2 separate regions of the Mus musculus genome follow, and region 2 is linked to region 1. A link is a loop called in an ENCODE intact Hi-C map of the cell type or tissue named here. Cell type or tissue: left cerebral cortex. All regions are shown on one strand.

Region 1 (8,000 bases):
CAATCGCCCAATGAAATGGTCAAATGGAAAAATGTCCTTGATAATAAATGGTATGGCCCGGATCCTATCTTAATCAGGTCCCGGGGAGCTATTTGTGTTTTTCCACAGGGTGAAGAAAATCCACTTTGGGTCCCGACGCGACTGACAAGGACCCTGAAAGAGCAAGATGAACCCCAAGATGATTCTCCTGCTCCTGATGATTGAAACCAGGATAAGTATACCTTTATGGGCCATAGTAAGATCATGGCCAGTACCTTTACCGGTACATTCCAATTCTTCTACCTAGCCTTTGTTTTTTGCAAAGGAATGTTTTTTGGATGTGCCTTATGCACGACAAACTCCTCAAGAGCCACGGGTGTATAAGAGTACTAGTTTTCATTTAAATTATACATTATGCTTTGTGCATAATGTGGATAAACCTTTTACACCCTGTATATTTTTTAAGAAAAAGATTATCTCTAATTGGGCAGATCAAATTAATACTGCTGACACTATAAGTCAGATAGCAGAAAAAACGTCTGAGGCATTGCTTACCCTGCAAAGGGTGGATTCTCATATCGCCTCAGGGTTAATGTTAGTGAATCGGAGAGTGGATATTTTACAACATGACATGGAACAGATGATGGATGTCATACAAATGAGTTGTGTGGCATCCACTTTGCATGTGTGTATTACTCCCAATAGGTACATTAATAATTCTTTTATTAAAAGTACAGACCTATCGAATTACCTGAAGGGGAACTGGTCGCAGGAGCTGGAAAGGTTGCAGACGAGGCTGCAGATGCAGATCCTGAACCTTAATGGGACCAGAGTGGAACCAGTGACCCTTGGAGACTTTACCTCTTGGCTTACCTCTGCTTTTTCTTACTTTAAGGAATGGGTGGGAGTGATTTTGTTTGGTGCTGCCATATGCTGTGGACTGGTGTTCATGCTCTGATTGGTATGCAAATTCAGAACTCAACAAAAACGTGACAAGGTGATTATAACTCAGGCACTTTTAGCTATTGAAAACGGCTCCTCCCCTGAAATTTGGTTATCTATGCTCAAGAATTAGTCAGCATGAGATTAGATGAGAGAGACTCAACGATCATTGATCAGCCCTTGCTCATCAATAGGGTGATCATGATTTCCCCACTAATTCATTTTTTGGCTGGCCTCTTTTGCAGAGTTCGCCCTAGGTCATTTAGCAGTTATTGTCACACAGCACTGCGGTATCCAGAGACGGGCAACTTTCCTCGTGCACAGTCCAACCTAAGACATGGGGCCCGGTGGCGATAGGGTTACCCTATGACGGGTAAGGCTGTGACATTAGAGGAACAACCTAAAACAGGAGCCACGGCGGATGGGCATAATTGCACAGGCCTAGTCCAGCCTCATTTTATTAAAACAAACAGGGGGAGATGTGGGAAGCCACATGTGCCGTTGCTGAGTGGCACTGACTACTGCTGGCCACCACACATAAGATTGGACAAACAACCAATGTGTACATATGCAGTAAAGTTTTTTGCAAAGACACTGCCTGGCCCAGGCATGATAATGAGGTTCTGTAAGGTACTGGGAGTATAACCAATCAGATGTGAGACATGCAAATGAGGTATGATAATGAGGTTCTGTAAGGTACTGAGAGAGAGTAGCCAATCAGATGAGGAACATGCAAATGAGGCTTAGTGCATAACCAATCCGGGTGTGAGACACGCCCCTCCTAGGCCTATAAAAGCAGCACTAGTTCTGGGCTCGAAGTCTTTTCGCCTCTACAATCAAGCTCTCCCAATAAACGTGTGCAAAAGGATCCTGTTGCAGCGTCGTTCTTCCTGGCCAGTCGAGCGTGCGCAAGATTTTTGTAGTTTGGATCTGATGTGAGTCATACTTTCACTCTGACCAAATACCCAAGAAAGGTCATTTAAAGGAAAGATTTATTTTAGCACATGGTTTCCTAGGTTTCAGTCTGTTATCACTGGGCTTCACTGTTTCTAGGTTAAAGTGTGGTGAGACGGAGCATCACTGTAGGGAGGCAAGGGACTCACATATGGAGAACAGGAAGCAGACAGCAAGACAGCATGGGGCCTAGGACAAGATATGGTCCCCGTGGACACATGCATCCAGTGACCTAGTAGAGCTATACCTCCTGAAGTTTCCAGCATCTCCCAGAATAGTGTCTCCAGCTAGAGAAAAAGCTTTAAACACACATACACAAGGCTCTGGGGGAGACACCTCAAATCCAAACTGTAAACAACAGTGCATTTACCTATCACCTGCCATTCTGTAAGAAGGATTCTACTGGAATTCTACTGGTTGCAGACCAAGTTAAACTAAACTTGGCCTGAGTCCTTATGTAAGAAGCTACAATCTAACTCAACAAGTAAATAAATAGAAAACCTAACAACTGAGGAATTGGCTTTATAAGGAATAGCTGGATCCCAGCCATTTACACCCATAGGCGTTGGCCAATCACAGGTAGCCAACTGTCTAGACTATATTCAGGTGAAGCCAACAACTGTGACTAACCTGACTCCCTTTGTGCCTGCCTCCGTCTCTGTGTCACCTCCTTTTTTCTCACTAGAAATGTAATTTGCAAGTGTGCTGAGCTGCAGTAGTCTGTTTTGCTGCCAGATTCTAGAATTGCAAATAAAACCCAATTAAGACTGCAAAACTAGATTTGTTGTGATTGTCTCTCTAATGGGGCTTTTCTGTGGTCATCATTTCTCTAATACTTTCTATATGCTCCTGTGTATGGAGGTGGCATTCTCAGGCAGAGAGAGAGAAAGATAGAGAGATGGACAGATAGACAGACAGGCAGACAGATGGCAGTGTGTGTTGTGGAAGCTATAGAGAAATAAAGCCCAGACCTGTCCACCTAGTTGCATTTAAATCATGTGGCCAAGGCTATGAGGTGTATGGATCCGCAAATTTTTGCTTAGGCTCCAGACCCTGAGACTACCCTGCCTCTAGGAGACATTGATCCCCAGAGAGACCCTTCCTGGTTAAAAAAAAAAAATCTGAAGTTCCGCTCTTGACAGCATGGAGGCATCCTAGGTCCAGAGGTTGAGAGCCCAATGAAGGCGCCTTCCTTACTTCTTCTGGCTCAGCACCCGCTTGGTGCTTGAAGCTGGCATGCCATGCCCCCATGCCCAGAAAAAGCCCGGATGATTGTGTCTTTCCACAGTGTCTGAATGAACCGAATAATAAACATTTCTCAAGGTATATCAGCTTTGTTAGCTGCGACTTGTCAATTCATTTTGTTTTAAAAGTCATCTTTTTAAAATCAGGGTTTGTTTTATGTACATTGGTGTGTCACCTGCATGTATGTCTGTGTGAGGGTGTTGGGCTCCCGCTGGAAATAGAGTTACAGGCAGCAGTGAGTTGCCACGTGGGTGGTGATCAATGAACTTGGGTCCTCTGGAAGAGCAACCAGTACCCTCAAGTGCTGAGCCATCTCTCCAGCCAATTAATTGACAAAAGGTCAATTAATCTTGATTGTGCTTGATAGCTGGCTGTTGGCAGTCACAGGTTCGTTTATTTCAAGCATTGATATTAACTCTCAAATCATATGCTGGATTTAATATGATTTCCACACATACTTGCAGGTTGCAGGATGGTTGAGAAAGGGTTAATGAACGTAGTGGGAGAGCTCACAAGCCTTCCTGAAGTTGGAGGCAAAGGGCTAACACAAGCACAAGGAGGAGTCTTCAGGGGACAAGACCTTAGAGTCTAGTGCAGATATCAGGTGCGGGGGCAGGCGGATTAGGGCAATTTATGGTCAGCTTGATGTTCATTGGCTGTCAAGGGCAAGAGAATGTAACTAGGCTGGAACTGGAGCTGGGGACAAAGGCAGGAGTCTGTTCCCTGTGACAATTTTCTTGGAAGAGGCTCATGGCAAATGGCTGGGTGACCAGTCAGTCTGCTTGCCAAATTTACCCTTGGGATGCTCCTAGGTGAGGGAGCTCCGAGATTACATCTGTGATCAATAAGCCCATTTGTCTGGTGTTACTGGCGTATTTACAGTATTGTCATTTACTGGCAATAGATAATTACCAGTTAGTGCCTCCCGGTGTATGGGCTAGTGTGGTTCTTGTGTGTGTGTGCGCGCGCTCACGTGTGTGCGCACGTGCATGTGTGTGTATGTGCATGTATGTATGTGTGTGTGTGCATGTGTGTGTGTGTATGTGTGTGCATGTGTGTGTGCGCATGTGTGTGTGTGTGAACAAGGCTCAGGCTTTCTTTTGTGGTACTTAGGCTTAAAATGGAGTAACTTGGGTCAAGGCCAATGCTTTATAAATTGGGGTAATGATTCAACACAACACAGTGTAACCCAGAGCAGGTCCAGCCTGGTCTCACAGGCCTGCAGGATTGGGCTAGCGCAGCCTCCCTGGTTTCTGCTTGGACAGTATTTATAGGAGGTAGTTTGCCTTCCATAAAAGGATACAGTTCACTCTCACCTCCTTCCTGCCTTGGCTGGATTTCCCAGAGAGAACATCTGCACCTAAACCGGGCACAGAGCATTTGCAGTCCCAAGACTTCAAGAGACTAACTTTGGGCTCACGGCCAAACAATAATTCCAAAACCCGGTTGAAGAACAATACGAAGCAGGCAATAGTTACTTAACCCTGTTCTCAAGGCAAGCTCTCAGATTTATATACTTGGTTTACCGTCCTGACTCGGGAATTATTTTGCATAAATACTTGGCTTCATTCCACTAGGTATTGTAGGAAGTTGTCAGGAATAGCATTAAGCCGCTCTACCTTCATATTTATAGTTAGGATGTTGTCAAAGACACGGCCTTAGTACATTGCAAGTTATTTGTTGAAAAGAATAGCCTGGGGAATTTTCTCTTAAATCTGCTTACTAGAAAGAAGGTCACTGTCGCTCATAAACAATGGACTTGCTATGTATCATTTTAATTTAAAGACACTTCACACTGTAGCTTGCTTTTTCTTTGCAATGGTTGCTAGGAAACTCAGAGTGAAAGCTGCACTACATAGAATTTTTCAAAATGGAGTAGCCGAACAAATTTTATCCATAGTTTCATCTCTTCTTCCCGTCATATCTTCACACTTATGCTATCTTTTCTCAGTTTTCGCCTTTTGTGCATTTATTAAGTCTGCCTCACAGTCTTTGTAAGACAAGACAGAGTTGAATGAGCGATGAAGACTAGAAGCAACACCTTAGGGGAATGAGGTTAGTTGTGTGGCACTCTGGGGAGTTGTGGCTGACCTGGGGGCTCTGGGGTCACAGGCATCAAAAGGGGAGAAGTCAGGCTTGGTGCCATCCTGGAATTTAGAACCCAAAAGTCAGAAGCAGAAAAAGTGCCTGAAGTTCTAGGCCACCTTGGCTGGCACAGAGTAGCCCAGACTACAGGGTGAGGCCTTGTTTCAGAAAAAGAAAGCATTCTCCTTCCTGTCTAAGACAGAATGCAAACAAACCAAAACCTAAGTGGATGTAGTCCTGGTGTGGACGAAGCCTCTGGGAGTAGGGTGTGTAGAGAGCAAGTGCTGAGGTCCCTTTCTGAGGACGTTTAACAGCGGGTGGAGGAGGGAAGCTCAGAGAGATGGGAAAGACCTGCAGAAAGGCTTGAGGTAAGCCCAGGACAAGTCGGTCCACAAAGCTATAGAATATAGGACCCTTTCCCTTTAGATCATTTTTTAAAAAGCCTTTATGTTTCTATTCTATTCTTCACAAAACACAACCAGAGGGATTGAAAGACTTAACCAAGCACAGCTTATTCGGAGGGTGGCAATCTTCTGACTCCCTCAACAAGTCAGGGTTAGTCTATTTACAGCAGTAAGCTTTTCTGTCCTCAGGAGAAGTTCACTCCCCAACTTCCCACTAGCCGTGACGACGCATCTCTGTTGATTTTGCGTGTCGGTTTGCCCAGGCGAGGCAAGCCTTCAGCACTTTCAGACTGAGAGCATGCCCTGCATTGCATCGGATGACCTTCCGATGAGAGAGGGGCCCATCGCTCAAAGCACTGGAGTCCCCAAGTGACACTGTTGTCCACTTAAGCATCTCTGGCCCAGCAGGGAAGGCAGAAGAGAGTTTCTGCAGGGAGACACCTGGACTCTTATTTTAGGCTGCTTACTCTGTCTGCCTCACTTAGCAATCAAAGCCAGAGAAGCCAGAAGCTTTGCATTCTCTGCCAGAGAGGAGGCGAGCTCTTGGGCTGATGGGCAGCCACTTCCTGTCACTCCTGAAGGAGCAGAGGCAGCAGCTGCCTTGGAGCAGGATTTTGTGGAGTGGATTCTGAGTGTCTCATCTCACCGGGCATCGAGGAAGAGCTTCAAACACCCTCCCGAAACACTAATAAGCAATTTTCTGGAGAAACTAGACTCAGCAACACCCCAGCTTGCCAGTCTCCCTACCCAAATCTCTTGCATGGGCATGCGCGCTTCATGCTGCTGGAGGTGGGAGCGCACAGGAAAGAGGCAGCGCAGGGGACAAAAGGAATATGGAAAGCAGAGCGGAAAACCCTGACCCATCCCAACCTTCTAAGTACGCCGCTTTCTTCTCAATTTCTAGATAAGCTCGGGACACTGAAGTGACTTCTCAGGAGCCATGAAGGGGCTAGTGAGAGGTTTAACTAAGTTCTGGTCTTTACTATGCTTTACTATACGTTCTGGGGCCAGGGGTGGGGGCGGAAGCCTTCAATAAATGTTACTTTGCTTACATATGCTTTTTCTTCTTACAAGCCTTAGCCCTTCCCTGGTAAGGAACAATTTATATAATTTATCAGCTCAGAGCAGCCTTCCTGCCCCAGCAAGGCACTTTTGTCTTCTTTCTCCCACTTTTCTCGAAGTGACTTTCGTTGTCACATTGCAAACATCCTGTGGTCCTTTTGAACCTGTTCCATGACCCTGCAGAGTTCTGAGGTTTGGCCCAGGAACAGTCAAGCTGAAACAATGCCACCAAGCACCGCTAAGGATGCATTTGCCAGGCTGGGCTGGGGGTCTGGGGTCCCGGTTACGCTTCTCAAAGGCTGATGCTGTAGAAATAGCCCAGGAAGACCTGAACACCAGAGGCCTTCAGACTTGGAAAAGTGTTAAGGTCTCTGGATTTCTTTCCTTTTATAGGTGATGAGAACATGAGCCTGGAGATCCTCTCCCAGGGGGACCAGTCATCTTTGTGGTGGAAACTAGGACGGTTATTGCTGCTATTAACAGTCTTTTGCCAAGTGCTCCAGCCATGGGTGGCTAGCCCTACTGAGGAAAATGCAAATGTAGGGGGCAAAATATGAGCATAATCTTTTAGGCTTCGTCTTTTAGCTCCAATCGGAAGAATGGCATTTTCTTCTCTATTGGTCCTCAAGAAAGGAGAGAACATTTATTGTTGTATTTCTAGTGCTCCCGAAAGGGCTTGGGCATAGTATGCACATAGTAGTTATTAGATGGATTATTGTATGCAATGAACCTGACTACCTAAGATACCTAACTTCGGCTGTAACTGTCTTGAGATAGGGTCTCACTATGTAGCTCAGGCTGGCCTTGTTTGATTCTCTTGTCTTCGTTTACCAGTGTTGAGACTATATGCAAGTACCCTCATGCCTGGCTTCCAGTATTTGTCTTACAATTCAACTATAATCATTGAAAACTACTTTTGCTTTTGTGTATATGTTAGAGTCCTGTGATATTCCATGCCCCCCACCTCTTAACCCAATTTCAATAGGACCTGAGGCCATTTTGACATATTCTATACTTGCTATAATTTGGGCCTGTCTTAATTTACACAAAGATAATTTGAAGCATGAGGAAAGGCCTCCTATGAGATGTGAACCGACAATTCACAAAGAAAAAGTGAAAATTAGCCTTACTTCTGTGAAATAACACTAACGTTCATTTATCTTACCGAAAGAGGAATTTAAATGGCACCATTTCTCACCAAGGAGGCTGGAAAAACTCCACAATCCAACCACATACTTATTGTTACTGCTAGGAGAGAGCAAGAGCTTTGATCCAGATTTTATTGGCAGAAATGAAAAATGGCATAATTTAGAGACATTTTGGTAGTAT
Region 2 (8,000 bases), 120 kb after region 1:
GCGATGTGGAGCCATCCAAAGAAATATCACCTCTCCATCTGACAGCCATGTGCCCTAGGGCTCCTCCTCCACTTCTTACCTCTGGCTGCAGGGAAGGCTGTTCTTGTTCTCCACCTCACCTCCATGCACATCTCTCCCTCTGCATGCGGTTTATCCACGCGTGTCATGCATTCCTAACGCTCATGGACATTGCAGATGAAAAGGAAGGGCGGAATCAGAATGGTGATGTTTGGGGTAACGCTGCACCTCTCCTCGGAGCATTCAAACAGAGACCTACCAAGGTCATTGCCCTTCGGTGCCGAGAATACCCTCCTTTTATAAGTGGGGTATAAAAACTGTGACTTTGGGGCACCATCCAGCAGATACCCATGAGTTGTATTTACACATAAGCTGAATATGACCACAATAGGGATCAGTCCACATTTGGGGATGCACAGGGTTAGCTCACTGGCCAAGCCCATGAAGGCATTGTGTTTGACATCCCAACCACAGACCAAATGCATCTTGAAAGAGAGAGGCACACTCCATCTTTAGAAACTTTAGGTATGAAACAGTGGTGGAAGGACCTGGGTTACTGTCTCTGTTTTTGAAAACACAGACAGGGGGCTATGTGCACACCCAGTGCTGGCTTTGCCTCCTGGAAACATCCCTCAATGACCCTTTTGCTACCCCCCACTGGAGGAACCATGGTAACTCCTAGACAGGGCAGTTCCAAGTGGAGATGCTGCCACAATGGCTCCTAGATCCATTTCAGTGTTGGTCAGTTACCAGACTCTAAACACTGTAGTTCCTCCCGTGGCTACCTGTCTCATGGAGCTGGAGGAACCCAAGCGGGAGAGGGTCTGGTGATTCCAGTGAACCAGTTCAGTCCTGGAAGAACGAGCAGATGTTTGTTTAGGAGCTCCTTGAAAGAATGGAACCCCAGGGATTCTGGGTGTGAGGGTTGTGGAGGGTGGGTCTACATAATCTCTCTTGCTCTTCATCTCCCTCCACAGTGTATGAAGCAGGGAAAGCAGCCAAGGCCGGGTACCCTCCCTCTGTCTCCGGTGTCCCCGGCCCCTACTCCATCCCCTCTGTCCCTTTGGGAGGAGCCCCCTCTTCTGGCATGCTGATGGACAAGCCGCATCCACCTCCCCTGGCACCAAGTGATTCCACTGGAGGAAGCCACAGTGGTAATTGTAGTCCCAGACTGCCCCACCCAATGTTGACTTGGGCCCTCCCTCATTCCTTGCTGATAAGGACAGTTAGTTCTTCAGTGATGTATCTTTGGAAAAACAGTGATCTCTGTTCCAGAAAAGGGGCCCTTCCAGCTGAGGTAGATATCTTTTGGGGTGCACTTCAGGCTTTCCAGGGGGCTAAAGGACACTCTGAGTCTTGCTTTCCTGTTCATGTTTTCATTAACTAAAACTATAAAAAGAAGGAGTTTGCTAAGTAAACAACGATCATGTGGTTAATAGTGATCTCATGCCCACCTGTATCATCGAGTGTGAGGGACAGTAGTCTGTGTAGGATGTGGTTTCTCAAAGGAGGGAATGGACCTTCGTTAAGACAATCCGACGCTGAAGAATATGGTGCTTAGAGTCCAAAGATAAAAGAGGTGGGACTACTACAGCATTTTCATGGAGGAGATGAGATCTGAACTGGACCAGGATGGATGAGAAGTATTTAGGAAAACTGTGTGGCGGCTGACTGCCCCAGCGAAGGAAGGTCAGTAGGTAGTTCAGTGGAATCCCAGGCACAGAATATGAACCTGTCAGCGAGCACCTTGGCAGGCTGCCTGGAAGAAGACAGAAGGGCTTGCCGGACACTACGGCCGGCCTTGACGCCTGTCTAAAAGGGCAAGTGAGAGCTGCTCCAGGTAGATGGTTGAGCAGAGAGCTGTCAGGTGGTAAGGTGGGAGGGAGGCTCAGAGACGGAGGAGGAAGCTCTGGATACATTGCTCAGGAAGTTGAACATCTGTTTTACTACGGTGGGAATCAAAATGCCAAGTAAATCTGAGAAATATTTTGAAAGAGAAGAGACGTTAAGAAATAAAGCAAAGAAGGAAAACTTCAGGATGACCTCAAGAGATCTAACACTGCCGATCAGAGGCAGGAATTAGACCATCGGTAAAGAGGGCTGATTAGAGGGATAAGTAGAGGCCAAGGGGCAAGCAGGATGGAGAGGTAGAGATGTGTTGTGGTACTGCTTACCGGAGGCATTCGAACAGGGTTACGTGGCTGTGAAGGTTAAGACTGTGTGTAGTTGGCTTCAGTGCCTGCAGTTTGTATATGTGGGAGGTGAGAAAGGGTACCCAGCCCACACAATGAACCTCCAGGGTCTGGCTGTGGCAGGAGTGGGTATCCTCTGTGAGTAATTGGTATTTGTGATTTTTTTTTCTCATCCCTGGAACTATTAGTAGATTTCTGACGTCTGAGTCTGAGGATGAGTCACAAACTGAGAAGGAAAAGCTAATGATCAAGGGCGTGCAGGGAAAGCAAGAGACCGGCAGCACAGTCCATTTCCCTGGAGGGAGGAGCGGGCAAAGGAAACAGCCTGGACGTCACACGGGCTTTTGGTTGCTGCGTTCCCTTTACACCCCACCATTCTTTCTCTGTATCAGTAGGACTCCTTCACCTTACTCTTCGTTTAATGAATTATCACAATAAACTAAGGCTTATTAATAAGCCTCTCCACTTTTTTCTTTCTTTTTTTTAATGTTTTCTTTTTTAAAATAGAGGCTTACTTGTAGCTCTAGCTATCCTGAAACTTGCTATGTAGACCAGACTAGACTTAATCTTTCCTCCTTTTTTGCTTGTTGCGGTTTTTCATCACTTTGACCCCATAGGACCGTACTAACCCATTGCAATTAGAAGTAGAAAAAAAGAATGTGTTATGACAAGAATTCCCAAGACTCAGGAGTTGCTGACTTGGCTGCTCACACAGTCTGGTGGCATCCATGCAGGACAGATTTCTTTCTTTCGTGCTGTCCTCTTTAGCACATGCTTCGTCCCGTTGGCTGGCTCCCTTGATGACAGCGATAGTTAGGAAAGGCATCTGCGATGAGCTATGTAGAAAAGAGCCCCGTGGTTACCAAGTGGGAGAGGGTAAGAGGCACTCCTTTCCCCACTGTTTACAGCTGCTACTCAGGTCCTTCTCTGTCGTATGACAAATGTGGGCTTCTTCCGGGCTGGTCTGGATCCATCGCCTTCGGGTTGTGGGCTGGATATCCACACTTCATCTGTTTTACACCACCCAGCTGTAACCTTCTGTCTTGCTGTCACCATTCAGAACATGCTCATGTCTCTTCTGTAGGAGTACAGCCGTTTGTAAAACACCCCAGTGTTGCTTCGCCATTCACCCTCCACTCCTCGCAGCCAAACCCCTTGAAAGAGCTTTTCCTATTCCATGTCTTGTTTCCTCCCCTCTCACCAACTCAGCTAACTTGCTCCTGCCAAGCCGCCTGATTGCTAAGTCTGATGGCTGCTTCTCCGCCCCCTTCTGTAAACCTCTCTCCTCTCCTCTAAAGCCCTGGCCGCCCCGTGCAATCATCTTCTGTGCCTTTCTGGCTCCACATTCTGTTCTGTCTCTACCTGTTCTGACACTGCTGCTTCCTATCTCTGTGCATCTTCCTGGCGTTGCTGTTCCTGCGTGGTCTGTGGTCCGCTGCCTGGAAAATCCTATCTACTCCCATAGCTTCAGCCGGCACCCATATGCTGATGATTCCCAGTCACGACCTTCCAAACTTCTGCTGCTAAGACCCTTACATCCAACTGTTTTTTAATGTCTCCAGCCAGATGTCTTACAGACTCTTAAGCCTTAGCCTCTAAGAATTAGTCAACTGTTCCTCCCCCCAACCCTCTTTTGCTTTTCTACTACAAACCAAAGTCTATATAACTCATCTTAGCGGGTAGCATCCCTCACTGTCTGCCTAACATCTCAAGTCATAACCAGGAACTCCTTACTCTTCACTCCTCTTGTCCAGTCTGTCACCAAGGGCTTCCGATTATACTTTAACCTTGAGCTGTTTTATTTCCCTCCACCTCTTCCGTAATTATCTTGGTCCTCGATGCCACTTCCTCCCGCCTTGCTTCCTGGCATCAGCTCCTCCCCTGACTCCTGCCTGCTCTCACCCATTTTTATCTGAATATACCTGGATTCCATTCATCCTGCTGACAAAAGAATGGAGTAGACAAGGAGGATTTTGAAATCTCATTTTAAAATTAATAGAGATGGGTGTGTGTGTCTCTATATATATATATGCCTACTGTATGTATACAGAATATGCAAATTTTAAGACTCACTTCTCCCACATTTGAGCTGCTGTCACCCTGGGGGTGGAATCTGGCAGCTGTTCCATCATCCATAAACAGCCTTACTGAGCTCATTAAGATAGGACAGGAAGGACAAGCCTAGATCCATGGAAGCACACCTTGGAGACCGCTTGCACAGGGTTTCTAAATCAGATTCGCCTTATAAATGAGGAAATTGGTTGGAAAAAATCTAGCCTTAATTAGGTCAAAATAGCAGCTTAAATGACAAGGTATTTTTTTTTGAGATTATAGTTTGGCATCATAGATGATTTTCTAATGTCCTCTCTCTAGTAAAGTTGGGAAAGGAATAAGAGAGAGGCTGCGGCATGAAGAACCACACAACCAAAGGGCTGGGACCCCAGGCTGAACTGAAAAACAGAAATAAATCATCTGTGACCCTGAGCTGAAACCCTAGCAGGAAAAGGTCCCGCTGGACTAACTGTGCTGGGATTCGGCCAACAGTCTAGGACATTGCTTATTAAAACACGACTGCACCTCAAAATGTTCTCCTGCCTTTAAATTATAGATAAAAACCAACCTGATACAATTCCACGCATGCACACACACACACACACACACACACACACACACTATATGACCTTGGATGGCTTCAAAAGTGTTGTATAATCCAAGCTAGCACCAACTTAGGGCAATTCTCTGGTCTCCGTATTCCATGGATCAAAGGCATGTGCCACAACACATGACTCTACCTTTTTACAAATCAAGGGATAACCCCAGCACTCAGGAAGCAGAGGCAAGAGGAGCCATGAGTTTGAAACCAACCTGGAGCGCATAGCAAGTTCAAAGCCAGCCATTAAAAAAAAAAAAAAAGTATGAATTTCCCCAGCTCGCAAAAAAAATTAGAAAATTGTAGTCTGTCAAGAGCGTTGCTAGCGGTTTGTTAAAGGAAGTAAAATGGGTAAGAAATACGTAGGAGTATAGAGAGAAACTGTAGCACCGTCAGAAAGGAGAACCACATTGTCAGAGAGGATGGGAAAGATTTTTCTGGTGACTCATGTGCTCTTGAGCACATACGAGACACGGAGCCAGATTCTATGGAAATGCAGGAAGAATTTAGTGTGCTCTACAATCAAACTTGCAGCTTATAATTTTATATAAAAATATCCACACCCTTTAAAGGGAGAATTGTCTTGATTTTTAGCAACTAAAACCCAACGGATGCTGCTCTAAGTCTGAAGAGCGATCATCTGCCTCTGTCTTTTGAAAAATTAGAAGAATTTAAATCTCTGAAGTCTCCAGGCTGCGGTGGTGGAGAAGTCAAAGTTGAAATATTATGGCACAGTGGAGTCTCTTTTAAATGACAGTCTTGAAAGCTAAAACTGTTCTCTTCCCGTGGGGCTGTAGTTACTGTATATTCTCGGAAATTGATAACTCATGCATACAATCTAATCTGTATCATAATGAGGAGTGTAATTTTTTTCTTATGACACTGAAAATGATCTAAACTCTAGTCCCAGCTTCCCCAACTGTGGCTCAGCATAGCTGCTCCCCCCTCTTCTGGGAGACAGCTAGTACCTAGTTATATGTAGTACCAACCCTCTCTAACCCATGACCTTTATTTTGGTGTCACTAAAGGTTTGCTGTAAAAGTGCTTCCCATATTAGGCAGAGCGGGGACTGCAGGTAGAGGAAACCCCTCCCTAAAGCCGACAGTCATGCTAATGGCCTTTCCTTAGAAAACGATCACCAATAATGACAGACACAAAACCTTCTTGCTTCCCCAGACTCCCATTTGAACCCTTCCCTTCCTGGTTAAAATTCTCCAGTAAACCAAAGTATGGCTTCCTGTGCCATACTTTGTAACCCACAAAACACTGCTAGTCACAGTTTTCATTCATTCATTCATTCATTCATTCACCCATTTAATCATGCCTTCATCCATTCATTTGAATGTGCATGCTTTGAGCGTCTAAAGTGTGCCAGGCTCTGTGCTAGATACCAGAGTTACATAGGCAAACAGAGAAATCTAGTAATTGTCTTCTGGGAGATTACGGCCTATGGATTAACACCAACAATACACTTTCCGTAGAAGTCATGAACCCCCCTCCAGAGGCTGGGAGACACTCAACAAATCCTCAGGACTTGTTATATATAAAGCACAGTCTTAGGCACATGCAAATCTTAAATTATAATGTCTCCAAAAATTTTAAGAAGATTATAGGCATCTATATAAAGAACTTGGAACAAACTAGAATATATTAAGGCCTATAATACAAATTCAAATCAAGTGATTTTTTTTTTAAGTTGGGAAAAAGACTGGAACAGAAAAAGACAAAATTATAAGAACCAAAGGACTGTCTTTGGATGAAGTGGCATTTAAGATGCTCCGATTCATTCTCGAGCACTTCAGTGTCCCACCTACTTGCTTTCAGTTGCCTCTCTTCTTGAAGTAATTACATGGAAACTGAGTCTGGGTGGGTCTTCATTCTCTGGAGGTCCCTGACTAAACCAGCCTCAGCACGCCCAGACCCCCGTTTCTCAGCCCTGCACCTCAGCCTTCAGACAGAGCTGCCTTGCCACAGACATAGCGGTTCTGTGGGATAATTGCATTTTAATTGAACTGTCTGTACCACTCTGTAAACGCCTCTGCAGAGATAGAAGAATGTGTAGCTTGATAAATAAATTCATCTCTGCTAATAATTCCTTCTGCGTAGGGTTTACGGGTGGACCTAACCTCTGGAAGAAGGTGCCACAGAGAAGTATGTGCTGAGAACTCATTAATTTTCTCTCTCTAAGTCATTTCACATGTCGAGATGGACACGGCCTGCCCAGTGTTCTCTCACATGGGAAGTCTGTGCACCTGCAAGAGGATGTGTGGGCGGCTTTCTCCTTCAGTGCCTGGGTTGTGATTAGAGCCCTGTAGAATTTTATCTCAATCTTTCATGTGAAGAGCTTTGGGCATCCAGAGACATAAAACATCTCTTTGGATGCATACACATTCTGTGTTTTCTTTATTCTCATTATGTGCACCACTGCCAGATAGAAGATAGGCCTGTGCCTCAAACCTTACCCTCCCTGGAGTGGTCTGAAGACCATGTGTGCTACCTACTTCACGCTTTATTATCTTGCCTTCTTCATTTGCCTCTTTTCAACCAACCAACCAACCCACCCACCAACCAACCAACTAACCAACTAACCAACCAAAGACAAACAAACCCTGCATCTCCCTCTACAATTTAGAGAGGTATGTCGCCCTAATCCAGTTAAGCTTCAGTCAGTGAGACCCCCACGATTCCATGCCCGGTGCTGCCCAGTGTTCCTCGCCATGCCCTAAAATCCTCCTTTGCCAGAGTGAGTTTTCAACCACAAAATTCGGCTACTTAAACCGCCTTTAAAACTTTAAAACGTAACGTTACGTGCAGGGACAACAGTCCCTACTTGTGTGGTGGTGAGGAACAACCATCCTGGTAAGCATTCAGCAGAGGGCCTGGCACGTTGTCATCGTCCAGTAAGTGTTGTCCAGTTGCCCCTGGTGCCCTCTCCTCATCCTCGTTTCCCCCCTATTTGTCCGCTATGCCTGTTGTCTCGTCACCCCTTGGGCTGGTGTTGGGCTAGACTTACGTGACGCAGGCAGAAACAGCCTTCGTCTCTGACACTGGGACTGATGGAGATGCAGAGGATGCTGTTAACCTGCTTTTTTTTTTCCTTTTCTTTCTTTCTTTCTTTTTTTTTTTTTTTATTAAGCCCT

Evidence for each region. A loop is a pair of places that touch in the nucleus more often than their neighbours do. Peaks named below come from ENCODE experiments on the same cell type or tissue, not always from the same donor. Only the 100,000 strongest peaks of a DNase experiment are listed, where the experiment ranks them.
Region 2: a loop joins it to region 1, with 1.9 times the contacts of the local background. A loop is called at or near these places in 2 of 42 quality-filtered maps.

The regions. Positions count from the first base shown.
Region 1 is chr1:166,178,677-166,186,676 of GRCm38, forward strand. No RefSeq gene overlaps it. Among named protein-coding and RNA genes, the nearest start is that of Gpa33, 52 kb to the left of the region's middle. In left cerebral cortex, a CTCF peak has its summit at 3,020; DNase peaks (open chromatin) are centred at 4,489, 4,886, 5,850 and 6,214; H3K27ac peaks cover 3,027 bases.
Region 2 is chr1:166,294,757-166,302,756 of GRCm38, forward strand. Ildr2 (immunoglobulin-like domain containing receptor 2) reads left to right here. Exons shown (of 10, transcript NM_001164528.1): 6 at 996-1,172. Among named protein-coding and RNA genes, the nearest start is that of Ildr2, 45 kb to the left of the region's middle. In left cerebral cortex, no CTCF peak of the experiment used is centred here; DNase peaks (open chromatin) are centred at 1,942, 2,319, 3,231, 4,035 and 3 more places; H3K27ac peaks cover 5,722 bases.